Regions from separate parts of the Homo sapiens genome. Here region 1 is linked to region 2. A link is an interaction called in ENCODE POLR2A ChIA-PET data of the cell type or tissue named here. Cell type or tissue: HepG2. All regions are shown on one strand. Each heading gives the region's core, and the rest is flanking DNA. Links, peaks and the distances in the headings are about the cores only.

Region 1 (15,398 bases), core at 4,020-12,019, 76 kb after region 2:
GCTGGTTAAAACTTAGATGGCTGGACCCCACCTGCGGGATTCTAGTTCATAGGTCTGGGGCTGAGCCTGAGACTCTGCATTTCACCAATGCTGCCAGTCTGGGAACCCGCTTGAGGGCTCCTGCTCCAGGGTCTAAGAGGCTACCCAGGTGTCTCATTCAAGCATGGGATCTAATAAGGTACACCTGCCTAATTCCCTGTAGGGCCTGGCTAACCAGCAGAGAGGGCATGAACGGGACAGGCCCTGGGGACCAGTGGGGCTCAGCCCTGGGTGCACATGAGCCAGTGGGTGAGCTTTTACGGTCCCCATGCTGGGACCCCACTCCAGACCAACCGATTGGAATCTCAGGATCTTGCCTGGGCATCAGCATTTGGAAAGCTCACCTAGTGGCTCCCGCAGGCAGCCAGGGGTGAGACCCTAAGGTGCTGCCCAGAGGGTAGGTGATGTCAGCCATACTCTCGCCTCACCAGGGAGGGAGAGAGTAAAGGGAAGGGAACTCAAGGCACAGGGCCAAGGCCAGTGTCACAGACACATGCAGGCCTGGAGCCTGAACACCTGCTTCCAGTCCCCAGAACATACCAGATCTGACCACCCTGGGCGGAGGTGGAGACGCAGGTTACACCACAGCGGTGGTGCCCTTCTGGGCTCCAAATATGGAAGAGATTTGGGGATAGGCGGAAGCCCTGGAACAGAGCTAACCAGAACAGGTTGGACTGAAACGCAACCGCCTCTGCCTCCACCTGCCCCTGCAGAGCACCTCAATAGTGCTCGGCTGCCTCCAGCCCACTTATAAGCTCCCACTAAGAACCGCTCTCTTCACCTGCGTCACCAGGCTGTTTTTCCCCATTAAGGCCCTACTTACATTATGGAGACTCTCAACAGAGCTCTTTAAGACAGGATTTGGTTAAAGCCGTCCTGCGTCTAATGGGCTCCGGGCTGGGTAGGGGCACTCTGGTGCTAATTGCCTATTAGTCCATTTTGAGTCCACTTTGCAGCCAGGGACATTATTTTTGCGGCCGGACACAACTGGTTTCTCTGGAGCTCACTGCTCACTCGCCTTTGTCTGCCCCTATTTATCTGGAAGATCAGTGGCTCCGATGTTCAGGCTGCTGGGGAACTTCTCAGAGATCCTGTCCCTGCTGGTTTCTGCAGGCCTCTCTCAAGCCAAGGCACTTCCGTGGAAAGCTGCTGGCTTACTGGAAGGCAGAGAGCAACTCATAAAAAAGAGGTGCCCGGCGCCCCGGGCGGTAGAGCACAGGCAGGAGGACAGAGTCTCCTGTATAAATGAATAGAAACTGGGTTTAGGCATCACAAACTTTCTGTCGGGGAGTGGAGACCCAAGGAACCACTAGTTCATGCAGCCCCTTTGAACAAATTAGGAGACTCCTCTTTCTTGGGAGCACAGCTTGGTGGGAAGAACCCAGGCTAATCTCAGCTACCCTTGCTCCTCAAGGCAGGCAACTTTTGCAGTGCACAACCTAGACAACTGCACAGGGGGTGTTGTGGCCATTCCTGCCTCTTGTACTCCTGACACCACAATGGCACTGCAAACAGGCAGGTGGGACCATTAACATTGCTTGTCGACCAAGCATGCTCTTGTCAACCAAGCACTCCTCAATAAGTACTAATAATATAGCAGAGAAAGGTCTCCGCATTGCGGATCTGGTCTGTTGGCAGAAACAGATGAGAAAATTATCAGTTGTGAAGCAGACTGATGGGTGCAGTGCTTCAGGAAAAGCACTAACAGCTAAAACGTGCTGCACCAGGCTCTGTGCTAGGGCGCCAGCAAAAGTGCTCTTACTGAATCCTCTTGACAGCCCTGGAATGTAACACAGAACTTCCCCAGATGGCTCAGAGAAGACATATTTACAAAGTGACTACAGTCACACTTCAGAGATATTGCAAGTTTGGTTCTAGACTGACGCAATAAAACAAATACACAATAAAGCAAGTCACACCAATTGTTGGTTTCCCAGTGCACAAAAGTTATATTTACACTATACTGTAGTCTACTAAGTGTGCAATAGCATTGTGTCTAAAAAACAAAGTACATACCTTAATTTAAAAATACTTATTGCTAAAAATGCTAGTGATCATCTGGGCCTTCAGCGAGTCATCGTCTTTTTGCTGGTGGAGGGTCTTGCCTTGATGTTGAAGGCTGCCAACCGATCAGGGTGGTGATTGCTGAAGGACGGGGTGGCTGTGGCGACTTCTTACAATAAGACAACAATGAGGTTTGCTACATAGATCCACTCTGCCTTTCACAAAAGATTTCTCTGTAGCATGTGATGCTGTTTTACAGCATTTGACCCAAAGAACTTCTTTCACAATTGGAGTCAACCCTCTCAAATCCTGCTGCTGCTAATGTTATGTAATATTCTAAACCCCTTGTTTTCACTTCAACAATGCTCATAGCATCTTTACAAGGAGTAGATTCCATCTCAAGGAATCACTTTCTTGACTCATCCATAAGAAGCAACTCGGCTGGGTGCAGTAGCGAGCACCTGTAATCCCAGCACTTTGGGAGGCCAGAGCGGGCGGATTGCTAGAGCTCAGGAGTTCAAGACCAGCCTGGGCAATGGGCAAAACCCTGTCTCTACAAAAAAAACACAAAAATTAGCCAGGCATGGTGGCAAGCGCCTGTAGTCCCAGCTACTCAGGAGGCTGAGGTGGGAGGATTGCTTGAGCCTGGGAGGCAAAGATTGTAGTGAGCCAAGATCGCACCACGGCACGCCAGCCTGTGCAGAGAGAGACCCTGTTTCAAAAAAAAGGAAGCAACTCTTCATCTGTTCAAGTTGAACAGGTGAAGCAACTGATCATGAGATTGCAGCAATGCAGTCACATCTTCGGGCTCCACTTCTAATTCTCTTGCAATTTCCACGACATCTACAGTGACTTTCTTCACTGAAATTTTGAGCCCCTCAGTCATCCATGAGAGTCGAAATCAGCTTCTTCCAAACTCCTGTTAATGTTGATATTTTTTACCTCCTGCCATGAATTACAAATGTCCTTAATGGCGTCTAGAATGGCAAATCCTTTCCAAAGGTTTTCAGTTTACTTTGCCCAGACCAACCAAAACAATTGCTGTATATGGCAGCTATACCTGTTATGAAATATATGTGTTATGTAATAGGACTTGGAAGTCAAAATTACTCCTTGATCCATGGGCTGCAGAATGGATGTCGTGTTAGCAGGCATGAAAACAACATTCATCTCTTTATACGTCTCCATCAGTGCATTGTCAATGAGCAGGAATCTTCTCTTTCTGAGCAGGAGGTCTCAACAGTAGACTTATAATAGTCAGCAAGCCACACTGGAAACAGATGTGCTGTCATCCAGCCTTTGGTTTTCCATTTCTAGAGCACAGGCAGAGTAGATCTAGCATCATTCTTAAGGGCCCTAGGATTTGGGGATGGTAAATGACAGTTGCATTAGCCCCTAACAAGAGTTATACTATCCTTTTGAAGCTTTGAAGCCAGGCATTGACTTTCTGTACTCTAGCTATGAAAGTCCTAGATGGCACCTTCTTCCAATAGAGTGCTCTTTCATCCTCACTGAGAATCTGCTGTTTAGTGCAGCCACCTTCATCGGTGATCTCCACTAGATCTTCTGGAGAACTTGCTGTAGTTTTCTCCATCAGCACTTGCTGCTTCACCTTGCACTTTTATGTTATGGAGTGGGTTTCATTCCTTAATATGGAGTGGTTTCATTCCTCATGAACCAACCCGTGCTAGCTTCCAACTTTTCTTCTGCAGCTTCCTCACCTCTCTCAGCCTTTATAGAATTAAAGAGAGTTAGGGCCTTGCGTTGGATTAGGCTTTGGCTTAAGAGATATTGTGGCTGGTTTGATCTCTCCAGACCGCTCAAACTTTCTCCATACCAGGAATAAGACTGTTTCACTTTCTTATCATTTGTGTGTTCACTGGAGTAGCATTTTAATTTCCTTCAAGAACTTTTCCTTCGCCTTCACAACTTGGCTAAGTGTTTGGCACAAGAGGCCTAGCTTTCAGCCTATCTTGGCTTTCAACAGGCCTTCCTCACTAAGCTTAATCATTTCTAGCTTTTGATTTAAAGTGACAGACATCAGGTATGGTGGCTCATGCCTGTAATCCCCACACTTTGGGAGGGTGAGGCAGGAGAATCGCTTGAGCCCAGGAGTTCGAGGCTGCAGTGAGCTATGATCGCACCACTGCACTCCAGTCTGGGCAACAGACCGAGACCCTGTCTCAAAAATAAATACATAAAGTGAGAGACCCAAAACTATTCCTTTCACTTGAACACTTAGAGACCATTGTAGACTTATTAGTTGGCCTAATTTCGATATTGTTGTGTCTCAGATAATAGGGAGGCCCGAGGAGAAAAAGACAGAGAACAGCCAGTTGGTGGACTAGTTGGAACATATGCAACACATTAGTTCACTTTCTTATTGGTTTATGGTGCCCCCAAACAATTACAATAGTAAGATCCAAGAGGACTGGCCACAGATCACCATAACAGACACAATAATAATGACAAAGTTTGAAATATTGTGAGAATTACCAAAATGTGACACAGAGACACAAAGTGAACCCACGCTGCTGGAAAAAATGGCACCGATAGACTTGCTGGATGCTGGGCCACCGCCAACCTCCAATCTGTTCTTGTTTTTTTGTTTTTTTTGTTTTTTTTGTTTTTTTTTTGGGACGGAGTCTCACTCTGTCACCCATGCTAGAGTGCAGTGGCACGATCTCAGCACTCTGCAATCTCTGCCTCCCGGGTTCAAGCGATTCTCCTGCCTCAGCCTCCCAAGTAGCTGGGATTACAGGTGCCCGCCACCACGCTCGGCTAATTTTTGTATTTTTAGTAGAGATGGGTTTTCATCATGTTGGCTAGGCTGGTCTCAAACTCCTGGCCTCAGGTGATCCACCTGCCTCAGCCTCCCAAAGTGGTGGGATTACAGGCCTGAGCCACCATGCCCAGCCAAACCTCCAATCTTGTAAAAACAATGCAGTATCTGCAAACAGCAATGAAGCGAAGTGTAATAAGCAGGCCTGCCGGCATTTGCACTGCCCTAGGCAGAGGTAAGGGAACAGCCAAGAGGCGTGGAGGCCCCCAAAGGGCAGCAGCAGTGGGCAGCTACTACCCCCAGGGCTGCCCCATTGTGACCCTGTGAGAGGCCGGTCCCAAGCAGATACATCCCCCTCCCTCCCATCCCCAGTCTGTGCTGGGAAGCCAGAGACAGGGAAATGCAGGCTGAAGGGGCAGCATCCAGAACAGCCTGGAGAAGGGTGGAGGCTGCACATGTGGTGAACCTGTGAACCAAAAACTATCTGAGACAGGTCTCAGTCGATTTGGGAAGTTTATTTTGCTAAGGTTAAGGAGCTAAGATGGTGCTATGATCACGCATCCGTGACACAGCCTCAGGAGGTTCTGACAACAAGGTGGTCAGGGCACTCTTGGTTTCATACATTTCAGGGAGAGAGAAGACGTCAGTCAGTATGTGTAAGATGTACATTGGTTCGGTCCTGAAAGCAGGGACAACTCGAGGCCGGGGAGGGACTTCCAGATCATAGGTAGATAAGAGACAAACAGTTGCATTCTTTGGGGTCTCTGATTAGCCTTTCACTGAATACACAATTTACCTGTGAGAGGAGGGTAGAGGAATAGTCACTGATACCTTAGTCTGGCTCAGTGAAACAACAGGGCAAAGGAGGCGATCAGAGGTGCATTTGTCTCCGGTGGGCAGAAGGATGGCTTTGAGCTCTGTCCGTCCCTCATCCAAGGAATTTCCTTGTGGGCAAGTTGTGAGGGAGGTATGTAGCTTTTTTTTCTTCAACTTTTATTTTAAGTTCTGGGGTACATGTGCAGGATGTGCAGGTTTGTTACATAGGTAAACGTGTGCCATGGTGGTTTGCTGCAGAGATCAACCCATCACTCAGGTATTAAGACCAGCATCTATTAGCTATTCATTAGGATAAAGAAAGTGGGCTGGGCCCAGTGGCTCATGCCTGTAATCCCAGCACTTTGGGAGGCCAAGGTGGGCAGATCACAAGGTCAGGAGATTGAGACCATCTTGGCCAACATGGTGAAACCCTGTCTCTACTAAAAATACAAAAATTAGCTGGGCGTGGTGGCGGGCGCCTGTAGTCCCAGCTACTCGGGAGGCTGAGGCAGGAGAATCACTTGAACTGGAGGCGGAGGTTGCAGTGAGCCGAGATCGCGCCTCTACACTCCAGCCTGGGCGACAGAGCGGGACTCCGTCTCAAAAAAAGAAAGAAAGAAAATGTGGCATGTAGGCTTTTTTTTTTTCAATCTTTGTAGCCATCTTATTTAGGAATAGAATGGAGGCAGGTTTGCCTGACACAGTTCCCAGCTTGACTTTTCCCTTTGGCTTAGTGATTTGGGGATCCTGAGATTTATTCTCCTTTCACAAACCTTATTTTATAAATGAAGACATAAAGATGGCCCAGAGAGATTCAGTAACTTGCCCAGGGCTGCAGAGCTCCTAAGTGTTAAAGAAAGTGTCAAAGAATGAGCAGGCAGCCACCATGCCTAACAGCCCCCAGAAACACAGAGGGCTGTGGAGAGATGACTACTCTGAGGGGAGGTTTGGAAATGACTTTTCCCAGAAGCTGAGAGCCAAGGCCAAGTAGGGGTGGAAGGAGGGAGAGAGTGGAGTAAAACTCCAGGTAGAAGCATCAGCTTGTGCAGGAGCCTGAAGGCAGACAGAATGATTGCCACGTGGGGAGCCAGGCGAGTGTGCAAGGCTCCCAAACATTGAATGACCAGAGGTCACTCTTGTCGCCATTTTGGTTTTGGTGGGTTTTGGCCGGCTCCTTTACTGCAACCTGTTTTATCAGCAAGGTATTTATGACCTATATTTCATGCTGACCTCCTATCTTATCCTGTGATGATAAGCTGGTGACTGTCCTCCCCACCAGCTCCCATGTGCACATCTAGATGCAAGGGGCCCTGGGAAGTACGTTTCTGGCCCAGTATGAGGGAGATTCCTCAGACACACAAAGGGTGACTTAGAATGCCTGAACTGTCTGGGAATGCAGCACGGTAGGTTTCAGCCTCATTTTACCCAGCTCCTATTCAAGATGGAGTTGCTTTGGTTCAAACGTCTCTGACACTTCCAGAGCTGTAGAGGTAGGAAGCAGAGTTGTCAGTAAGACTGGGGGATTGGAACTGGGGAGGGAGAGAGGAGACAGGGTGACTGCTGGGCTTCACACTTGGGCAAGGGGAGGGATGTTTCCGATGGAAACAGAGGAGGAGTAAGCTTGGGGAGGAGGCAGGTATCAGTCAAGGTTCCTCCTTGCAACCCATGCCAGGCAGTTTAGGCATGTGAAGGATTAATGAAGGATAGAGTCAGCTCACAGGGTCTTCAAATGGCCCGGAGGGCAGGCCTGCAGCCAGAGGTCCATGCAAATCCCAGCCCAGAAGAGCATACCACCAGCACTGGGGCCAGATGCTGTGGTTGCCACTGGACCCTTGGCGTCTCAGCAGCCACCTGGCCAGGGCGGCTCACATGGTGTCTACAGATCCTCATGCAGGGCCAGTGACTGTCCTGCCTACCAGCTCCCGTGTGCACGTCTAGGTGCAAGGGGCCCTGGGAAGCACATTTCTGGCCCAGCATGAGGGAGATTCCCCAGACATACAAAGGGGTTCAAAAATGCCAGCCAGCCAAAAATCATGACTGGTGTTGACCAGACGAAAGAAGAGGCAAGTTCCACGTTGGCCCCATAGAGATGGAGGGGCCTGCAAGACCTCCAGGTGGAACGATTCAGTATTTCTAGGTGCATATACAGGAGAAGTCTGAGCCATGCCATCTAAGCCATTTTTCCTGGGAGATTTTAAGCAAAGCTTAAAATTACATGATGTTCTAACCCTCACTCAGGCCCTGGTTAAAAAGTATTGTGAGGCTCGGGTTTTGTGGATTTAGGAAATTGTGTATTCAGTTGTGGTCTGATTGATCTATTTTCTTTACTTTAAAAAAAAAAAAAAAGGGGCCAGGCACAGTGGCTCATGCCTGTAATCCCAGCACTTTGGGAGGCCGAGGTGGGTGGATCACTTGAGGTCAGGTATTCAAGGCCAGCCTGGCCAACATGGTGAAACCCCATCTCTACTAAAAATACAAAAATTAGCTGGGTGTGGTGGCACACACACCTGTCATCCCAGCTACTTGGGTGGCTGAGGCACGAAAATTGCTTGAACCCGGGAGGTGGAGGTTGCAGTGAGCCAGCCACTGCACTCCAGCTTGGGCGACAGAGTGACACTCTGTCTCAAAAAAAAAAAAGTTAGTCATGATTCACTGGCGTTTGGGTTTCAGTTGAGCTTCAGAAATTCAAATATTGATTCTTGGAGTCACAGAATTTCTCATGTGGGAAGAATCTTAGAGGGCCCCATTCATAACACAGAATTCACCACACGAAGGCCAGGGACCAGGGTGGAAGGGGGCTGGCACGGCGTGGCCCTCAGAGAGCCTGGACATGCAGACTTGGCTCTGCCTCTGAGTTTGTCTCCTTGTGTGTAAAATGTGGGTGAGAGTCCTCCCTCTGTGAGCTGGTCAGGATCTAATAAAACAATTAAAAGAGAGAGAGAGAGACAGAGAGAGAGACAGGGTATTGCTCTGTTGTCCAGGCTGGAATGCAGTGGCACAATCATAGCTCACTGCAGCCTCTAACCCCTGGGCTCAGGCAATCCTCCCACCTCAAGATCCCAAAAAGCTGGGACTACAGGCACTTACCACCATACCCAGATATTTTTTTTCTAAACTTTTTGTAGAGATGAGGTCTCACTATATTGACAAGGCTGGTCTCAAATTCCTGGGCTCAAGCAATCCTCCTGCCTCAGCCTCCCAAAGTGCTAGGATTACAGGTGTGAGTAGTTCTTTAAATCTCTGGCAGAATTCATCAGTGAAACCATCAATCCAGGACTTCTCTTTGTTGGGAGGTTTCTGATTACTGAGCCAATTTCCTTCCTAGTGAGGGGTCTATTTGGAGTTTCTATTTCTTTGTGATTTAGTTTTGATAGTTTGTGTATTTCTAAGAATTTCTCCATTTCATCTAGGTTATCCAATTTGTTGGCATACAAGTGTTCATAGCGTTTTCTTATAATCCTTTTTATTCCTGTAAAATCAGTAGTAATGTCCCTACTTTAATTTCTGATTTTGATAATTTAAGTTTTTTCTCTTTTTTTTCTTAGTCATTCTTGTTAGTTTTGTCAATTTTTGTTGGTCTTTTAAAAGAATCAACTTTTGTTTCATTGATTTTCTCTATTGTTTTTCTATTCTCTATATTATTTATCTCTGCTCTAATCTTAATTATTTCCTCTCTTCTGCTATTTGGGCTTATTCTGTTTTGTTTTTGTTTTTGTTTTCTAGTTCCTTAAGTTGTAAAGTTAGGTTGTTGATTTGAGATCTTTCTTGTTTTTCACCATAAGCATTTTTTTTTTTTTTTGAGACGGAGTCCCGCTCTGTCGCCCAGGCTGGAGTGCAGTGGCGTGATCTCGGCTCACTGCAAGCTCCACCTCCCGGGTTCATGCCATTCTCCTGCCTCAGCCTCCGGAGTAGCTGGGACTACAGGCACCCGCCACCATGCCCAGCTAATTTTTTTGTATTTTTTTAGTAGAGACAGGGTTTCACCATGTTAGCCAGGATGGTCTCTATCTCCTGACCTCGTGATCCACCCACCTCGGCCTCCCAAAGTGCTGGGATTACAGGCTTGAGCCACCGCGCCGGGCCTTCCCATAAGCATTTAACAGGTCGAAAATTCCCTTTTAGCACTGCTTTTGCTGCATTCCCCAAGCTTCAGTGTGTTGTTTTTGTTTTTATTCATACCTCTTTATTTTTTAAAAGTCATTTTATTTTATTTTATTTTATTTTATTTTATTTTATTTTATTTTGAGATGGGGTCTCACTCTGTCGCCCAGGCTGGAGTACAATGGCGCAATCTCAGCTCACTACAGCCTCCACCTCCCGGGTTCAAGCAATTCTCCCACCTCAGCCTCCCAAGTAGCTGGGATTACAGGGGCACACCACCATGCCCGGCTAATTTTTAGTAGAGACAGAGTTTTATCATGTTGACCAAGCTGGTCTTGAACTCCTGACCTCAGGTGATCCACCAACCTCAGCCTCCCAGAGTGCTGGGATGACAGGCGTGAGCCACAGTGCCCTGCCTGAAGTTATTTTAAATCCCATTTGAGCAGTCACTCACCCAGTCAGTGGTGTGGGATCTCCTGCCCTCTCAGACCCACAGAATGAATGAGAGCTTGGCCGTCCAGCACCACGTGGGTGAGTCCTGACCCTCCAGAGAGGAAGTCCAGCTGACATCACCCCAGTGTCTCTTGGCATTCAGCAGCATCAATCCCACAGTCTCCAAGGCCCCCAGAGCCCTGCCTGGCTCAGTCTTGGAGACACCAGAGCCCTATTCCTGCCTTCGCCATCATCTCGGTCAGAGGCCTCTCTGGGATGTCTCCAAGTACCTTTTCTTTTCCATCCCTAAAATCCAAAAACCTGATCGGGAGGGTGTAGATTCTCATCCCAGGGCAGGCAAAGTCCCTCCCTTGGGGGCTTCAAGCATAGGAGCAACTTCTCGGCAAGACTCTGTGCTCCGTCAATCAAAATGCATTTCTGAGCCCTGAGTTATGTGTTTCTATGCTTTTCATCCTAATTCAATTATACGTCTCTTTGAAGCCTCACTTGACTCCTCCTCCTGCAGGGCCTTAGAAGGTACTAAATAAATGTGTCCAAATGGCGGGTGATTAATGCATGGATGCCAGGGGGTCAATAGCAAACAGGGACTGGGGAGAGGAAACACCTCCAGGGACGGAGGACAGACGAGAGTGTGCCCCAGACCCCAGCCCCTCCGGCCTCCCTTCCCTCGCTGAGCCTTGGCAGCTTTGCCTGTCAGCCGTGCCGACTGCCCTACAGATTAGAACGCTGCGCTGATCCCAGCTCTGTGCTCAGTGGCTCCAGTACCTCGCATTCTACCCAGCATGTCATCTGCTCTGTGCACAAATTCTGGGCAAAGCAGGGTCACATATTACAACCAGGGCCCAGAGAGGTCCCAGACTCACACAGCAAGGAAGAGAGCCCCACATCAAACCCTTGGGCTGCTGTCCAGCTGGCAGCCCACGAGGGTCCCTGAGAGCCCGCCTGGGTCTTGGGTTGCTCCCCTGCGGGACATTTCCACAGATGCAGAGCTGCTGGTCACAGCAAAAGAGACGCAGTCCCTTCCCACCAGGAGCTGAGACTCAGGACAGGAGGTCCCGTCCTGGTGTTCTATGCTTTTCCCACCAAGAGGCTCAGCGATCCAAAACGTAAGCCCGGAAGTCGGAAGGGCCAGGGGTCATGCTAAGGCTGTGGCACAGATGACTCCCAAGAGCTCTCTTCCTCATCTGTAAAGTAGGATGCCTCCCCCGCACTCCCAGAGCAGGCAAAGTCTGTTCTCACCAACAGCTCCTCCCTGCAAAGCCAGGGCCTCTGCCCGAAGACTTCCCCTGGCCAAAGAACATGCTGCTGTGTGCCCAGGGCAAGCCCGAGGGCCTGCCTGACAGCTGACACCCCAGGAGCAGCCCTCAACTAACAATTGATGGAAGCAGATGGGTAAATCCCCAGCTCCCGTACCTCTGGGCTGGGATCACCTGAAGCATGCTGTGCACAGTCTCCCAGAGATCCCCAGAAGGACCAAACCCCAGTTACCCACAGCAGTAAGCTTCTCATCCCTGCACCCAGTAATCAAATTCCTTTTCCTTCACCATCTCACTTCTCCACCTCACCATCAGTGCTTCCAGGAATCAGCTTCCAAACAAACTTCTTGCATTCAACTCCACATCTCAGGGTCTCCATTTAGACACAGGAATTGGAATTATAATAAGAGCTAATGCTTAACTGAATGTTCTCGATATCCCAGTCTCTCAACAATAAAATGGGAAACATTTCACTCTTATTATTTGTTTGTATCATGTATCAGTCAGGAGAGGTCACTTTAAGCTACAGTAACAAACAACCCCCAAATCTCAAGGGCTTAATACCACTAAGGTTTGGCTTGATGGGAGTGGTTTCTCTCTTTGCAGATCTTCAGGGACCCACTCAAACTAACATGTTTCACCATCTTAAGACACCCCCATCTCAAAGGGAGGCTTCAAAGTTTGCCAAAGCAGGCAAGAGAGTAGCACACAGGCTTTTCCACCAGGAGTGGCATCGGTCACTTCTGTGCTCATTTCATTGGCCAAGCTACTCCACTCCAAAATCTCAACCCCAACTCTGGACCACAGCCAAGACTTCTGAGAGAAGACCCATCCTTGGGTCTGCACCAACCATCTCTGAGTCAGTTACTACTTCTGTGTAACAAAGCATGCAAAACTTAGCAGCAGAGACAACACTATTGTTTCTCATAATTTTTGTGCCTAAGGAATTACAGGAGGGCTCAGCCAAACAGTCTGTCGTGCGTTTGCGGTTCTGAGCCCCTGGCGGGGCATCTCTTCCTCCTGATGTTTATCTGTGTGGGCTTGTTGGACTTCCTCACAGCATGGCAGCTCGAGCAGCTGGCCTGCTTACGTGGCATTTCAGCAAACCAAGCAGAAGCTGCATTGTTTCTCACATTCTATTGCTCCTCAGCAAGTTACACATCCTCCCAGAATCAAGGGGAGAGACAGAGCCATGTGCAGAGGACATATGGGCTAGACAGATTACTGCGGCCACCACACCCTGCCAAGGAGGAACCCTGTGGGGGTGAACCCTGTGCCACATCCTCGAGGTGCCCCCTCTGCCCCGTGATGGAGAACTGAGAGGCACCAGCGGCCTGCATGACAAACTGCTGTCCCTTGCTGGGACTAGCTCAGAAGTCATGTTGCCTACGTAGTTGGCCCCACCCTACATGTCAATAATGGGTTTTTTTTGGTACTGGTACGTGTTCAGTTAGTATCTGGATTAGAGTACTTGAAAATTGGTGGCACTGAAGGAACTCCAAGTGTCATCAACCACATACATTTACCATGACATTAGATTCCTGCTACAGCTGTGTGAGGTGAGCCAGGAGGGCACTGCCACTCCCCCTTTTAAAAGATGTTAAGGCCAGGCGCGGTGGCTCACGCCTGTAATCCCAGCACTTTGGGAGGCCGAGGCGGGCAGATCACCTGAGGTCAGGAGTTCGAGACCAGCCTCAACATGGAGAAACCCCGTCTCTACTAAAAATACAAAATTAGCCAGGCGTGGTGGTGCATGACTGTAATCCTAGCTACTCAGGAGGCTGAGGCAGGAGAATTGCTTGAACCTGGGAGGTGGAGGTCGCAGTGAGCCAAGATCGCACCATTGCACTCCAGCCTGGGCAACAAGAGCGAAACTCCATCTCAAAAAACAATAAATAAAATAAAATAAAATATGTTAAAACTGATGCCTGGCACAGGTGACCCTGAATGTGAGCTGCAGATTAAAGACAAGGGCTGCCAACTTCTGTTCCCAAGACCTCCCCAACACCTTGCGAAGGGCTTGCAGGAGACCCTTCCTCCTAGTTAGAAAGTGGAGCTTTCCAGGGGAATTAGCCAGATGAAATGAGAAGGAGCAGGTGGGGAACAGAGGAGGGAGCCTGCCCCCACCACACCCATTCCCTGCAGAAAAACGGCTCTTGAATCACCCAAAGTCTAATGAGGGGAATCCAACTCATCCCAACTTCTCTTTTCACATAGTGGAAACGGAGGCACAGGAGGAGAAGGAGGCTGGCAAAGTTCACACAGAGGTAAGTGGCAAAGCTGGGGCCTGACTTGGGTTTCCTGGGACCCTGACCTTGCTGCAAAACGCTGCACCCTCCCGGGGATGGGGACAAAACGCATGTCATCCTGCTTTCCGAACAAAACAGAGGCACCAGGCTTTTACATGTTAAACATTTGGTTTCTTTTTAAACGTTTTCGTCAGCTGTCCTCTGGGCTTTAAAAATAGAGCCAGTCAGACGCAGGCAGGAGCTAAGTCAGGGAGCCAGCCTGAATATTCAGCTCCAGGGTACAAGAGCACCACGAAAGGGCAAAGCCTGATTAATTAACCCATGTCCCCAAGCAGACACAGAGCCGGCGCCTCGTTCCACTTCCTGTGGCTTCCTCCAGGCCTGGGAATCTGGGGAAGGGAGGCCCTGCCTGAAGAGAAGCAGGGTACAGTGTCCAGGCCCAGCAGGACCTAGGCCGAGTCTCTGGGATCTGGAAGAAATGGGTCAGAATTTCCCCAGTGAGGTGAGATGGGCCAGCTACCTTGGGTTTGCCTCTTCCAGGAAGCCCTCCAAGTTTTCAAAGTGCTTCACTTCCCAGGAGAGCCATAGAGAACTACTTTCTCTTTCTTCCTGCTGCTTGGCTCCTTCAAATACACACTTTGCCCCAACCAAGCGGCTGCCCTACCCCTCCCTGGAGTTCAAGGCTACAAAAGGGCTACAGGGTCCTTGACCTTGCCTAACCCTGGGTTTCCCCTCGTTGTGAGATTGGCTGGTTGGTTCTCACAGCTGTTTATTTACCCATCCTGCAGGTGCTCACTCTGTAGGGTGCAGACGAGGCTGAGAAGGGCGGGCTGTCACCTTGAGGGTGTTTATAATCACCCAGGAACAGGGGAACAGGGTGTGTGCATCACTGTGGCAGGAGGCTGATGACCCAAGATGCCATAACAAGATGAAGCCACAGGGGAGGGCCAGGCGGAGACAGGCGAGGCCAACAGAGCCCCTGCCACCTTGCCTGCTCTCTCACCTGCCCCGCCCCTGGCTGCTTGCACAGCCTCATGGACCTGCTCACTCCCTCCAAGGCCACCTCCCTCCTGCCCTGGGTTGTCACGCCCAACCCCCCTCTTCCCCATCACCACCACCTCCCCGGGCTAGCTGATTCCTACTGCTCCTTCATGTCCCATTTAAATCTTCCTCCCTTCCTTAGGAGGTGGCAACGAGTGAGTCAACAAGGAAGGGCTCAGGAGAGGACAGTCCAAGTTTAAGCAGAAGAGGCTCTTTGAGAGACCTGAGACTTAGAGATGCCATGAGAGGGCTGAGCTTGCACACAGGGTCAGGAGGAAGAGTGTCTGGGAGAGGAAAGAACAGGCACAGGAGCTTGGAGGGGAGCAGGGAGGCCCAAGAGGCGGTGCCAATGGACAAACGATGAGGACCATGGTGAGGACTTGGGCTTCTGCCCTAGTAAAGTGTGAGCCATGAGAGGGTTTTGAGCAGAGGAGGGAGGACAGTTGCCTTAGGCTGGAGGAGAACAGACCCTAGGGGGCAAGGGTGGGAGCAGGAGCCAGCTAGGAGCTGACCCAGGGCCACAGTGATGGCGGGTAGATCACTTGAGGTCAGGCATTCAAGCCCAGCCTGGCCGGTGAAACCCCGTCTCTACTAAAAATACAAAAAATTAGCTGGGCGTGGTGGCAGGTGCCTATAATCCCACCTACTTGGGAGGCT
Region 2 (15,398 bases), core at 2,883-10,882:
GGCTGCATTCGTGTGTGACAGTTGACAGGGAAAAGCAGCCAACGCAAACAGCCCTCCCGGCTCCATCCAGCCTGACCCAGTTAGGCAACATAGGGGTGACCACAAACCTGAACACTGGCGACAAGGGGCAGGCACCCAATGGGCTGTAAGTAAGGGCACCAAGTCCCTGGAACCCAAGAAGGCTGCACCTACGAAGGAAAAGCTCAAATGACAAACGCCAGAATAGACAGACACCCCATCACGGCAGCCTGAGCCCAGCTTTGTTCTTAAGGCCTACTTCCAGGCTTGTACAAGAAATGGCGAGATGAATTTTCTCTCCCAATCTAGTTGCTTACTTGGGCTGTGGCTTGCATTCTCCAGACCCAATCAAACAGCACTGATTTTTTTTTTTTTTTTTTTTTTTTTTGAGACAGAGTCTTGCTCTGTTGACCAGGCTGGAGTGCAGTGGCTCAAACTTGGCTCACTGCAACCTCTGCCTCCCAGGTTCAAGTAATTCACTTGCCTCAGCCTCCTAAGTAGTTGGGGACTACAGGCATGCACCACCACACTTGGCTAATTTTTTTTTTTTTTTTGGTGGAGATGGGGTTTCACCATGTTGCCCAGGCTGGTCTCAAACTCCTGACCTCAAGTGATCCGCCCACCTCAGCCTTCCAGAGTGCTGAGATTAAAGGAGTGAGCCACTGCGCCTGACCAGCACTGATTATTCTTAAAGTCCAATGAAAGGGCCAAGATTTGTGTGCAAGTCTGTACATGCAGGCAGGCGGTGGTGGTGGGATTGAGAGTCTAAGAGGTAAACCTTGCCAGGGGCCAGCGGGGCTTTGTTGGGAAGCACTGCTTTAAATACATAGCAGCAACCACATTCTGAGTACCTTCCATGTGCCAGACCCTGAAAAAGCTTCTCTCACATGAGGTATTTAATTTAATTTTTAAAGTAGTATATTCAATAGCAAGCAAAGATCACCACTACAAGCCAGGCATCGTTCTAGGCATTGGGGAGACAGCAGCAACGGAGAAGACTTCCAAGAAGGCTTGCTTTTGGTGGGACTTCTAAAAGGGGAAGATAAAGACAACATTTAAACAAAAACATAACTTCAGATGGTGAAATTAGAAGCCCTGGGTTGATTCTCAGATACACTCTTGCGGCAGAGACTGCCTAGTTGTTCCCCATTATCGAGGCTCTTCTATAGCAGCAGAACCCCAAGTTTTACCTGCATGCATAGTCACTTAGGACCCAGACTTTATTCTCCCAGCCTCTCTTTCTGCTAGGTGAAGCAATTGACTAAATTGCAGCCAATGAGATGTAAGCTGAAGCCGTATATACAATTTTAGGAAGTGTCCCCTACAGGGACAGGGTGGGACCTTCCTCCCTTTACTTGTTTTGTTTGTTTGTTTTTGTTTTGAGACAAAGTGCAAAGTGTCACTCTGTCACCCAGGCTGGAGCACAGTGGTTTTTTTTTTTTTTTTTTTTTTTTTTTGAGACGGAGTCTCGCTCTGTCACCCAGGCTGGAATGCAGTGGCGCGATCTTGGCTCACTGCAACACTGCAACCTCCCGTTCAAGCAATTCTCCTGCCTCAGCCTCCTGAGTAGCTGGGATTACAGGTGCACGCCATCATGCCTGGCTAATTTTGCATTTTTTGTGGAGATGGGGTTTCACCGTGTTGGCCAGGCTGGTCTCGAACTCCTGACCTCAAGTGATCCACCTGCCTCGTCCTCCCAAAGTGTTGGGATTACAGGCGTGAGCTACTGCGCCTGGCCCTTTCCCTCCTTTTTGCTGCCTAGAATATGGACACAACGGCTGGAGCTTCAGCAGCTATCTTGGACCATGAAGGAAAAATAAACAATTTTGTTTAGTTCATGGTGCTCTGGAGTTCGATTTTTGTTATTCACAGCTGCACCTAATTTTGTTGTCTTTCCTATTAATTGTGTAACTTGGGGTAAAACTGGCTCAGACCTTCTGTTCCCTCAGCTGTGAGATGGGATTGATGATAATGCCTACTTCATATTGCACTATGCTGGTGGCTTTCAAACTTCAGCATGCGTCAGAATCCCCTTGGCATGTTAAAACACAGAATGCTGGGCCCCACCTGAAGAACTTCCGATTAAGTAGCAACCTGAAAACCAGTAAGTCTAACAAGTTCCTAGATGCTGTTGCAGCTGCTGCAGATCAGAGACTACACTGAGGCCTGCAGTCCCTGCAGGGAATGACCTAGGAAGGTCTAAATTGCCCATACAAAGCCAGCGTGTTTGGCTTCTCTCCCATTTAACAAGATTTATGCATCCTGTCAAATATGCTGCCAGTCACCTCTGGCCTCTTCTATGCCTGCTCCTTGGCTTCAGGGACCCTGATCCCCACTTTCTGGAGCAGTGAATCTGATGCAAATGCTGTTTACAGAGGGATCTGTCAGTGGCCCATCCCCAGGAGGGACTTCCATGTGACAAGCCCGGCCTCTGACCCACTCCTCCACTGCAAGGAAATGATCCCCACTCCAATGCGTCACAGAGCAGCCCATCGCATGGGTCATTCCGCAGAAGAACTACCTTCTGGACCCTTCCTTCTGCCACCATATGCCATTCTGCTATTTGCAGAGGTGAGTGGGTAGGGACAGCTCTTCACCAGGGGCTGCCAGACAGTCAGTCAGAAGCATCATTTTCTTACTTAGGATTCCCATGGGAGGCAGAGGGTGAATCTCAAGGCTGGGATCCCTGTCTCCACTGGCCGCTTCAGCAATGCCCAGACCACCGCTCTGCCCAGCGAAGGAGCCTGCCCTCTCCTCCGAAAGGAAGCTCCCCTGCCCTCAGGGAGGAGCCTCCCTCTGGAAGGGCTGCTGCCAGGAGCAGTGGCAGCCCAGGAGGCTTCCCCCTCCCTCATATCCCTCTTGGAAGGGACTGATCCTCCTCTCAGGGCTCCTGCATGCTGGCGACATCCCAAGCCCTGCCCAGGACAGCACCATCAGTGCAGCTCTCAGTCCCCCGCCCCAGCCATTTCCATCAAGGGGGTGGGTATTATCTGTTAAACCGCTGTGCGGCATCAGGCAGGTCTAAGGGGCGGAGATGCACTTGTGTCCCTTAACTAGTGGTTAAGAGGACAGCTCTGATCAAATCCCAGCTCTGCTACTCTTTAGTGACATGGCCTTGTAACTAAGGCCGCAGCTGTGCCTGGCCTGTGGCTGAACCTCTCTCTGAACCTCAGTTTCCTCCTCTGTAAAGTGGGGACAATAGTAGTGCTTATAAATGGCATCAACCAAGGTGCTTAGCTGTAAACAACATAGACCAACTCTGCTCACTTTAGCAGAAGCATTTCTTAAGAGGGTATTGGGTACACACTGGTGCCAAAAGACAGGCATAAGAATAGAATATTCCTAGCAGCACCATTCAAACATCAAATGTCCATTCACAATAGAACAGGTAAGCTGGTTACGGCCCTTCACACCAGACAGCACGGAGGATGGAGAAACCTCAGCTACGTACAGCAGCATGGATGACTCTCACCCACGCTAACTCAAAGAAGCCAGACACGAAAAGGGTGTGCACTATATCATGCTGTTTCTATAAAGCTCAAAAACAAGCAGAACCAATCTAGAAATCTGGTGGTGGTTATGTTTGGGAGGAGAGACCCTGGGAGAGTCTCTAAGGTGCTGGCCCTGTTCTATTTCTTGGTCTGGGTTCTGATTACATGAGTGTGTTTGCTTTGTCAAACTTCATTGAACTGCACACTTAGGATCTGTGATCTTTTCTGTATGTATCTGATACTTCAATAACAAAATTAACTTTGAAAAAAAGCAGAAGGCATGTTTGGTTGCTCATGGATGTGCTGGGAGAATCAGAGAGCTAGGCCTGAAAGCCAGAGTCCAGAACACTGCCCCTAATTTTTTTTTTTTTTTTTTTTTGAGATGGAGTTTTGCTCTTGTGACCGAGGCTAGAGTGCAGTGGCACCATCTCTGCTCACCGCACCTTCCACCTCCCAGGTTCAAGCAATTCTCCTGCCTCAGCTTCCTGAGTAGCTGGGATTACAGGCTCCTGCCATCACACCCAGCTAATTTTTGTATTTTTGGTAGAGACAGGGTTTCACCATGTTGGCCAGGCTGGTCTCGAACTCCTGACCTCAGGTGATCCGCCCGCTTCGGCCTCTCAAAGTGCTGGGATTACAGGCATGAGCCACCGCGCCTGGCCAACACTGCCCCTAATTAAGGCATGGAGCTGTTTCAAGGGAGGAAAAGGTGGCAGGCGTTGCAGCCAGAGGGGCTGGTTCAAATCCCAGCTCTGCCAGTCCTTAGTTATGGGACTTTGGACAAGTCTCTGGATCCCTCTGAGCTGTGTCCTCATCTGTACGATGGGGTGCCAGCCCACAGCTTATCCCACCACTGTCCACACTGGCACTGCCTGTTATCATGCCTGGCAGAATGGATCCCGGATGGTACCTGCCCCTTCACAGCTGAGCTCAGGGTGAGCACATCTGATTGGCCAGCCCTGGGCACATGACCACACTACACCCTGCAGCATGTGGAGGTCAGTGCGAAGCTGGGTGCAGGGTCTGGCTCAGGGGTTCCATGGAGCCCCAGGGTGGGCTTTACCCGCCAAGATTCTGACTTACCTGATCTGGGGAGAGTCTGGAATGTGGCTGTTCTTTTTAAGCTCCCCAAATGATTCTAGTGTGAGTCAAAGTTGAGAACCACTGCCCTGAATCTTTATCTTTGAATCCTGAAAACTTTCTAAAAGGAAAACGATCCCAGAACCTTCAGAGTTTCTGTCCATTCGAATCTAGTACTAGTATACCTCGTTTGAAATTAACCTCATCTAGCGCCATCTAAGCTCAGAAAATGAAGCCATTGTGGGATCATTTGCCAAAGGACTTGTTGACATCTGTTTTTATTCTTTTTTATTTTATTTCATTTTTCTTTTATTTCCTTTTTTGTTTCTTAATCCGAGTGAACTCATAAAGTCTGTTTTTAAGTGGTACTTAAGCAGTTAAAATATGACTCAGTTTGACTCCATTGAAACTGCTTTAAATAATTTCCAAACAAGATGAAGTTAAGAGTAAATAAAATAGTCACGTTTGGGAGCATGAAGGAGCCGGCAGCTTTTGACGGTCTGGTGATCAGGCAGCCACGCAGGACCAGGTCTCGACTGTCCTTGGGTTTTGTGGAGCATTAAAAAGGAATAAGGAAATGGGGTGGAGGAGGTCAGCTAATTCTGGGAACAAAGCTAAGACTGCTGTGACTGGGGACTGGTGGGGTCATCAACTCTTTCTTGGGTAACTTTGGCCATGCTTTTTTTTCCTCTGCAGAGTCTGAAAAGGCTACCTGCTTTAGTTTCCTGTGGTTGCTGTAATCATTACAACAACACAAATGTAATGTCTCACTGTTCTGGAAGCCAGAAGTCCAAAACCAAGGTTTCTGCAGGGGTTTGCGCTCTAAAAGCTTGGGGGGAGGATCTTTCCTACCTCCTCCAGCTTCTGGTGGCTCCAGGTGTTTCTTGGCTTGTGGCCACATCACTCCAATCTCTGTCTCTGTCTTTGCGTGGTCTTCTTGCCTGTGTCTCTGTGTCTTCTCCTCTTCTCTTACAAGGACACTTGTCATTGGATTTAGGACCCACTTGGATGATTCAGGGTGATTTCACCTCAAGATCTTAATTGTATCTGCAAAGACTCTGTTTCCAAATAAGGTCACATTCTGCATTTCTGAGACATGGACATCTTTTGAGAGGGTCATAATTCAGCCCACTCCACCACCTTTGCTCAAAGGATGCTTCTGCATTTAACTTAGATTCAGCATCCTGATTCCACAAGTGTACTTTGGCCTAGCTCTGGATTTCAGATTTGGCAGGGCCGAGGTCCTTGAACCCCAGTGCCCGGGTCAGCAGAGATCATTTACCATGCAGATTCTGAGGGAGTAAGTCTGGGCAGAGCTCAAGGTTCTGCATTTCCAACAAGCTCCCAGGTGATGCCAACAAAGCTGCTGGCCAGGAACCTCCCTCTGAGCAACACGTCTGGTGACTATGGGAAATATCCAGGTCCCACCCTGGTGATCCTGATCCAGAGGCCCATTCTTTCCAGGCAGCTTTCAGATCCCATTCTGAACCGGGGCCGGCAGCCCCTGCCCTGTGCTCAGGAGCAAGGCCTGCAGGCCAGGAATGAGCCAAGCCAGCCTGAGCCCCTAGCCACCTCCTAAGAAGGGTGTTTCCCAGTCCTGAAGTTTGGCTGGGAATTCCAATAGAATCCGTGACCTTTCAGGAAGCATCTACACTCTCCTAGCCCCCTCCCTCTTACATACCACCCCTCAGCCCTCTTTCTCTCTTGCCCTCTGATAAGTTCCCCCTTGGGTCCTCAGACAAGCCACAGGGCCCTGCCAGCTGCCTCCTGGCTGGATGCAACCCAACCTCACCGCATGGTGGGGATGGCCCAGGTGAGGGCACAGAAGGCCCACCTCTGTCTAGCCAGGCCCCACGTCAGCAGGGCTGCCAGCACAGGGACAGCGAGACCAGCTGGGGAACTGGTTATTTCAAGTGGCTCCCAACAAATCATGTCATTTCCTCAGCTGTGAAGACTGACAGCCCTCAGCACTGTGGCAAATGCAAGCCACTCTTTCCAATGATCAGTGTGAGAGGAAGAAAGGGAGACCCCATGGGGGAGAGGAGGCCTCCCCTGCCAGCCTGCATGGGGCTGAGCAGTGGGGCAGGGACAGAGGTGATGCGACCACAGCTGAGTGACTCAGCCAGGGTCTGCTCTCTCACATATGGTGGCCAGGACCCAAGATCCCACCTGTGGCAGGTGTCCCTGAGGGCAGTTGACACCTCAAAATAAAACTTGAGATTGCTCATGCAACCGTGAAAAGGAAACAATTTATTACCATAAAAGAGCCATTTAATGTGAGACCCCAATAGCCTCTGGCTGTCTGTCATCCTGATCTGACGTGAAATGGATTTGATATTATCTGCAAACAACCACACATTCCTTCAGAAGAAAGTCACCTCCACAGAGGATACATGACTTGTTTGTTTGTGGTTGGCTATGGCTTTGACTTTCCCCGCCACGCTGTTTGCCTTGGTTAATGACCAGCCGGAAGTGCCCTGCCTCCTGTTTGGCTGATGAAAACGCTGACCTTTTCAGGAATGATTCCAAACCAGGCATCTGTGGATGACTTACCTCATCCCTTTCATTGCTCCCCACCACACTGCATTCCCCATAAAGGAAGTAGCTATTTTAGGCAAGGGAAAATGAGATGGTGGGACTTTCCCCAAAAGCAGGCTTGTGCCTGATGCAGGGTGGAGGAGCCCCACGCCCTGTGGAAGGACAAACACAGCGTCATCCACAGACGTTGCCCATGGGTCCAGTCCATCCATCGGTGACTTATGGGCAAAAGGGAAGGAAGGAAAGGAAAGAAGATTGGTGAGCAGTGTTCTTTGCTATTAGGCAGAACTGGCCCAGTGGGTGGCAGTCACAGAAGGGGCGGAGACCAGCTCCGCAAAAAGAGTTACTTCTCCAAGTAGTGAGCATCCTGTCACAGAGGTTATATGAGCAGGGGCAGGATGAGGAGACTGTTTTTATTTACACTCTGATAGGAGGAGTAGAAGTGGACCCAGACCTTGAGGAGCCTAAAATTTTTCTGCAGAGGCAGGCGGGACCTGATATGGCAAGTGAACATCAAGGCCTGCCTTGCCTCACAGGGCAGCTGGGGACCAACCCATACGAATCCAACATGCGGAGGAAGCCAGAGCCGGAGCAGGAGGCAGAGACCTGAGGATGGGCTGGAGCCTGTGTGCGGGGCTTTCTGTCACTTGCAGAGTCCTGGCTGGTACACTGAGGAGCACTAGCTTGTATGGCATTCTTTCCATGATTGGAGTTCAACGATGGGAGACCAGGGAGATGGAGTAGTTTGAGCTCCTGGGGAATGATAACATCTGGATCCTGAGAGGGGAGGAAAAGCAAACGCCAGCAATGACATAGGATCAGAAAGGTGCTCAGCATGGGGCTGTCTGTGGGAGGGGCCCAGGTGCTGGCACCTACGTGACTGAGGGCTTGTGGGAGGGGGAGGGAAACTGCTTTGCAACAGCAGGGGACCCAGGTGGGGTATGTGTGGGGTATGTCCCAGTCACCTCAGGGAAGGGGGGCATTGAAGGGTGTGCTCAGGATCCACCTCTTCCCCGAGTTCTCCCTTGATGCAAGCAGCCTAGGATCAGACTTCCTTGAATTCTAGCTCATCTGCCAGGGAGGCACTACTTCAGCCAGAAGACCGCCTGGAGGACTTCATGGGGCTTCAGAACCCAGGGCACTCCTGCCACATGTTATCAATGACTTTGCAGTATTGTGATAGTGTGTGATACCACCCGTCATATGCAGTAACAAGGAGGGAGACTGACCGAACTTTGAAGGCATCCTTCCTGTTAGAATTTCAACTACCTCCATATCTAGTACAGGAGAGGGAAGTAAATGCAGTGGAAATCTGATTTTTTTTTTCACTCTGTTCCCCAGGCTGGAGGGCAGTGGCACAATCTCGGCTCACTGCAACCTCCGTCTCCTAGGTTCAAACGATTCTCCTACCTCAGCCTCCCGGGTAGCTGGGATTACAGGCATGTGCCACCATGCCCGGCTAATTTTGTATTTTTAGTAGAGATGAGGTTTCTCCATGTTGGTCAGGCTGGTCTCGAACTCCTGACCTCAGGTGATCCATCCGCCTTGGCCTCCCAAAGTGCTGGGATTACAGGCATGAGCCACCACACCTAGTCCCTGATTTTGTTTTATCGGCAAATTCACTGTTGAGGGTTGGAGCAGCCTGTGATATCCGTGTGAGTCCATTTGTGAAACTGAAACTTTGTAACAAGAACTAAGATAGTTATTGAGAAGTGCTTTGAAAATGATCCAAGGAAGCTTTCCAAAGTGACTCTGTCCCTGGGAAGGGAGGAAGGGACCACAATATGCCTGTATCAGATTTCTACTGCTGTGTAACAAATGACCCCAAAACTTAGTGGCTTGAAACAACAATGAACATTTATTATTTCATAGTTTCTGTGGGTCAGGAATTCAGGAGTGGCTTAGCTGGGTGGTTCTGGCTCAGGGATTTCATGGGGTTGCAGTCAGGGTATCAGCTGGGGTTGTGTCATTAGAGGCTGAACTGGGGCTGGAGGATTTACCTCTGAGGTGGTGCACCCACATGCCTGGCAGGTTGGTGCTGGCTGTTGGTGGGAGGCCTCAGTTTCCCACCACATGGACTCCTCTACAGAGCTGCTTAAGTGTCCTTACAACATGGCAGTTGGCTGCTCCCGAGGAAGTGATTCAAGGAGAGCAAGGCAGGAACCATGTCTTTTATGGCCTAGCCTTGGACATCATTTCTGCAGTCCTACTGGTTGCCAGATGGGTCCTATTCAGTGAAGAGGGGACTCTCCAGGATGTGACTACTGGGGCTCACTGGGCAGCATCTCAGAGCTGCCACCATGCTGCTGCGTGGTTGGCCCATCTGGAACACTTAGTCTTCAGTCACTTGGTTTGATTCAAGAACAAAGAGTTAGAAACTCTTCACCTTTTGAATGCAAGGAAGTAGGCTGACCCCTCAAAGTGTGCCAGACAAGCCATTTTAAGCATAGTTGGGTGAGATGCAAAGAGGAAGCCTGCATATTCGCTGCTTACGTGAAATGTTTGGCGCCTACTCATGCTTTCTATCCACAGAGTCTCACTGATAGTTTGTCAGCCTTGCATCCCATCTGCCCCATGTGGGTCCTGTGAAGCTGCTGGTCAACCTATCCCCTGGCTTTGGGGGAATGCAACCCATGTCTGGCCAACTGTGGTGCCCCATTTCCCAGTCTAGAGTTGTTGGTCCAAGAGGAGGCTCTCTCTTACTCTGAAATCATGAGCTGAGGGTTTACTGTGTATGCCTGAAGCTATCAGACAATGAAGAAAGAAGAGAGAGAAAGAGAGAGATTTGAGCACCTGGGTCCAGCTATGACTGAAGCTAGCAAGACACCCATCTTTGTTCTCTGAAATTATGTAAGAAAGTAAACTCCCTTTTTGGAATTTTGCTTGTTTACTTTTGCTTAAGTTAACTTGAGCTGGAATTTCATCATCACAATTAAAAACATCCTAACAACTTATCCCTTGAAAATCATGTGCTTTGCGCCCAGCCAGCCGCCCCGTCAGGGAGGGAGGTGGGGGGGTCAGCCCCCCGCCAGGCCAGCCGCCCCGTCCGGGAGGGAGGTCGGGGCGTCAGCCTCCAGCCCGGCCAGCCGCCCCGTCCGGGAGGTGAGGGGCGCCTCTGCCTGGCCACCCCTACTGGGAAGTGAGGAGCCCCTCTGCCCGGCCAGCGGCCCCGTCCGGGAGGGAGGTGGGGGGGGTCAGCCCCCCACCCGGCCAGCCGCCCCGTCCGGGAGGGAGGTGGGGGGGGTCAGCCCCCCGCCCGGCCAGCCGCCCCGTCCGGGAGGGAGGTGGGGGGGGTCAGCCCCCCGCCCGGCCAGCGGCCCCGTCCGGGAGGGAGGTGGGGAGGTCAGCCCCCCGCCAGGCCAGCCGCCCCGTCCGGGAGGGAGGTCGGGGCGTCAGCCTCCCGCCCGGCCAGCCGCCCCGTCCGGGAGGTGAGGGGTGCCTCTGCCTGGCCGCCCCTACTGGGAAGTGAGGAGCCCCTCTGCCCGGCCAGCCGCCCCGTCCGGGAGGGAAGGTGGGGGGGTCAGCCCCCCGCCCGGCCAGCCGCCCCGTCCGGGAGGGAGGTGGGGGGGGTCAGCCCCCCGCCCGGCCAGCCGCCCGGTCCGGGAGGGAGGTGGGGGGGGTCAGCCCCCCGCCCAGGCCAGCCGTCCCGGTACCGGGAGGGAGGTGGGGGGGGTCAGCCCCCCACCCGGCCAGCCGCCCCGTCCGGGAGGGAGGTGGGGGGGTCAGCCCCCCGCCCGGCCAGCCGCCCCGTCCGGGAGGGAGGTGGGGGGGTCAGCCCCCCGCCCGGCCAGCCGCCCCGTCAGGGAGGGAGGTGGGTTCAGCCCCCCGCCAGGCCAGCCGCCCCGTCTGGGAGGGAGGTCGGGGCGTCAGCCTCCCGCCCGGCCAGCCGCCCCGTCTGGGAGGTGAGGGGCGCCTCTGCCTGGCCGCCCCTACTGGGAAGTGAGGAGCCCCTCTGCCAGGCCAGCCGCCCCGTCCGGGAGGGAGGTGGGGGGGTCAGCCCCCCGCCCGGCCAGCCGCCCCGTCCGGGAGGTGAGGGGCGCCTCTGCCCGGCCGCCCCTACTGGGAAGTGAGGAGCCCCTCTGCCCGGCCACCACCCCGTCTGGGAGGTGTGCCCAACAGCTCATTGAGAACGGGCCAGGATGACAATGGCGGCTTTGTGGAATAGAAAGGCGGGAAAGGTGGGGAAAAGATTGAGAAATCGGATGGTTGCCGTGTCTGTGTAGAAAGAAGTAGACATGGGAGACTTTTCATTTTGTTCTGTACTAAGAAAACTTCTGCCTTGGGATCCTGTTGATCTGTGACCTTACCCCCAACCCTGTGCTCTCTGAAACATGTGCTGTGTCCACTCAGGGTTAAATGGATTAAGGGCGGTGCAAGATGTGCTTTGTTAAACAGATGCTTGAAGGCAGCATGCTCGTTAAGAGTCGTCACCACTCCCTAATCTCAAGTACCCAGGGACACAAACACTGCTGAAGGCCGCAGGGTCCTCTGCCTAGGAAAACCAGAGACCTTTGTTCACTTGTTTATCTGCTGACCTTCCCTCCACTATTGTCCTATGACCCTGCCAAATCCCCCTCTGTGAGAAACACCCAAGAATTATCAATAAAAAATAAATAAATTAAAAAAAAACAAAAACAAAAACAAAAAAAACAGATGTGGAAAAAAAAAAAAAAAAAAAAGAAAATCATGTGCTTTGTAGCAGTAACAAACAAATGAAGAGCAGATTTTCACTTGATTAAAGCCTGACCAGACCAATGATCCATACCCTGCTGTCTGCGGCCTACAGAAACCGCCCTTCCTCCACCACCAAAGGAAAAAAGATAACACAAATTAGAAGAAACAAACAGACCTAAAGCAAGCCACAGCTGTCTCCTGGTTGGTGCCAACGCGCCAGCATTGAGCTGGCCCTGCCCGGATGGTTTTCTTGTCACCCTGGTTGTCCTCAAGCTCTGTGAGCATAAAGACTGTGTTTTCTGTGTTTTCACAGCCAACTTCATATAGGAGTTCACAAGCAGATATTCAAAAGTGGCTCCTTAAATAGACTAAAACGCATAACGCTTGCTTTTAAGTTAATAGCCAATGTTCAATGAGTCCTATGTTCCAGGCCTGGGGCTGAGTGCTTTACCTGCGATGGCTCACTCAATCACCATGAGTGGAAGGTGGTTTCTATTATTATCCTCATTTTACAGATGAGAAGACTGAGGCCCCAGGAGTTGGCGATTTTCCTAACGTCACAGGCTGCTAGAGCTCATCTGAACGCTAACACCTTTTACTTGTTTATTTCACCCTGAAACATTGACATTGCTGACATGCTATAGGACTTCAATTCCTTTATGATGGAGAAATGAAAATAAATATCACCCCACTACCATCACTAAACACACACACACACACCCCTCTCTCACCGCCCTGGCCAAAGGCCTGAAACCAAAACACGGTGTTCTCTCTGCATTATTAGCCATTACCACCCGTAAGGAACCCAAGCAATGTTTTTCCGAGAAGGCCCAGGGTACAGGGGGTGCCATTCATGGAGAGCTCAAGTGCCCAGCCTGGCATTTCACAGGCCACTTGTGCATGTCTAATTGTCTTTTCTGTGTCAGGAGGGCGGGCTGTGTTTGTCAGAGGCTCATTAGGACCCTGGCCAAGGGGTTGTTTGTGATTTCAGGGCTGGGTGAGGAAAGTGCAGGGTGAGGGTTTCTGTTCCGAATGGACCTCCTGCCGAGCGCTGAGTCAAGGTTGCCAGCCAGCACCAGCCTCCCCTTCCCCCCTTTTTGGTTGGTTTTCCCCAAGCATCTGTTTGTTTTGCTCCTGCAAACAAAAGTCAAAGAGAATACATGGCTCCCAGTGAGTGAAGGAAGCAGATTTTTCTGGTCCTTCCAAAAGCACAGCAAGCCCACCTAGTCCCTTTGTACAGGGGGATTGAGCTGAGTCAGAGCAAAGAATCCCTTCACCTCACATCACTGGGCCAGCGATGCCAGCCAACAAGCCAGGAGATCCTTGTGCATTCCTGTCACAGCTTACCACGAGGCCACCAGGATCCTACTTGGGTCTATGGGTGGTATTATAAGAAATCCTGGTGCTTTGCCTGCAATGAGGGCATCCAGCCAGCAGGTGGACTGTGGGCGGTTTGCACAAGACCAAAAGAGCAAGGCCCTTGAGCCATATCTTAAGCCCGAGTAAATGTCAGCAAGATTGATCTTTTCCAGTCGTGTTTTGTACTATGTTGAACAATCTACATAGAGCAGCACCAAAACAAGGTGACACTGAGAGATTACCAGGCTAAAATTAATTAAAAATAATATATGCTTTCAATTGTGGTGAAAAATGTATAACACATTTACCATCTTAATCCCTTTTATGTGTACAGTTCAGTGCCATTACGTGCATTAACACTGTTGTGGGACCATCACCACCATTCATCTCCAGAATGTTTTTCATCTTCCCAAACGGAAACTCTATACCCATTAAACAGTAACTCCCTATCCCGTCCTCCCCCAGCCCCTGACAGTTACTGTTTTACTCTCTGTCTCTATGAATCTGACTACTTTAGGTACCTCATATAAGTGGAATTACACATTTACTATTTGTTCTTTTGTGACTGGCTTATTTCACTTAGCATGAAGTCCTTAAGGTTCAGCCATGTTGTAGCATGTGTCAAAATTTTCTTCCTTTTTCTTTTTTCTTCCTTTAAAAATTTCTTCCTTTTTAAAGTTGAATGATATTCCATTGTATGTGTAAACCCAAAGTATCTGAGACAAGTCTCAATCAATTTCAAAGTCCATTTTGCCAAGGTTAAGGACATGCCCGTGACACAGCCTCAGGAGGCTTCCAGGTCATAGGTGGATTCAAAGATTTTCTGATTGGCGGTTGGTTGAAAGAGTTTATCTAAAGACCTGGAATCAATAGAAGGGAGTGTATGGGTTAAAATTAGGGGTTGTGGAGACCAAGAATTTTATTATGCAGGTGAGGTAGCAGGCTTCAGAAAGAATAAATTCTCTTAAGGTCTCTGTTTTAATGTTAATATTGGTCAGTTATGCCTGAATTTCAAAGTAGGGAGGGTATAAGGAGGCATGCCTGACCCCTTATTCCCATCATGGCTGGACCGCCAAACAAAAACTTTGTTTTCATTTTTGTTTTTTTTTGAGACAGAGTCTCTCTCTGTTGCCCAGGCTGGAGTGCAGTGGCACAATCTCGGCTCACTGCAACCTCTGCCTCCCAGGTTCAAGTGATTCTCCTGCCTCAGCCTCTCAAGTAGCTGGGATTACAGGTGCCTGCCACCACGCCCGGCTAATTTTTGTATTTTTAGTAGAGACGGGGTTTTATCACGTTGGCCAGGCTGGCCTCAAACTCCTGACCTCAGGTGATCCACCCGCCTTGGCCTCCCAAAGTGCTTGGATTACAGGCATGAGCCACCGTGCCTGGCCTCAGATTAACTTTGGAATGCCCTTGGCCAAGAGGAGGTCCATTCAGTTGGTTAGGGGGGCTTAGAATTTTATTCCTGGTTTCTGTATGGATATACTGCATCTTGTTTACATATTTATCTGTTAATGAACATTTGGCTTGTCCCATCTTTTTGCTATTTTGAATAATACAACTATAAACAAATGTCTGTTCAAGTCCCTGCTTTCAATTCTTTTGGGCATATACCCAGAAGTGGAATTGTGGGTCATGTTGTGATTCTATGTTTAATTTTTTTTTTTTTTTTTGAGATGGAGTTTTGCTCTTGTTGCCCAGGCTGGAGTGCAATTGCACAATCTTGGCTCACAGCAACCTCCGCCTCGCAGGTTCAAGCCATTCTCCTGCCTCAGCCTCTGGAGTAGCTGGGATTACAGGCATGCACCACCACGCCTGGCTAATTTTGTATTTTTATACAGACGGGGTTTCTCCATGTTGGTCAGGCTGGTTTCGAACTCCGGGCCTCAGGTGATCCGCCCACCTCGGCCTCCCAAAGTGCTGGGATTACAGGCGTGAGCCACAACGCCCAGCCTATGTTTAAGTTTTTAAGGAACTGCCATACTATACCTGGCTAACAATTTTGATTGATACATAATCATATTATGGGGTCCACGTGATATTTTGATACATGCGTACAATGTGTAATGATCATGTCAGGGTAATTAGGATTTCCATTACCTCAAACACATATCATTCCTTTGTGTTGAGGACATTCCAAATCTTCTGTTCTAGGTATTGTGAAATATACAATGCATTATTGATAACTATAGTCACCTACTGTGCTGTCAAACACTAGAGCTTATTCCTATCTAACTG

The links. ChIA-PET counts read pairs that join two places held together with the same protein. Peaks named below come from ENCODE experiments on the same cell type or tissue, not always from the same donor. Only the 100,000 strongest peaks of a DNase experiment are listed, where the experiment ranks them.
Region 1: POLR2A ChIA-PET joins it to region 2 with 20 read pairs; 2 of 35 experiments call an interaction of 5 or more read pairs at or near these places.

What each region holds. Positions count from the first base shown.
Region 1 is chr17:17,363,012-17,378,409 of GRCh38, reverse strand. No RefSeq gene overlaps it. Among named protein-coding and RNA genes, the nearest start is that of NT5M, 67 kb to the right of the region's middle. In HepG2, for the core only: no CTCF peak of the experiment used is centred there; DNase peaks (open chromatin) are centred at 7,929 and 8,349.
Region 2 is chr17:17,438,015-17,453,412 of GRCh38, reverse strand. No RefSeq gene overlaps it. Among named protein-coding and RNA genes, the nearest start is that of MED9, 31 kb to the left of the region's middle. RefSeq lists enhancers at 2,821-3,322, 6,421-7,620, 10,805-11,650. In HepG2, for the core only: no CTCF peak of the experiment used is centred there; DNase peaks (open chromatin) are centred at 5,909, 7,042, 7,482, 9,972 and 1 weaker place; H3K4me3 peaks cover 1,216 bases; H3K27me3 peaks cover 576 bases.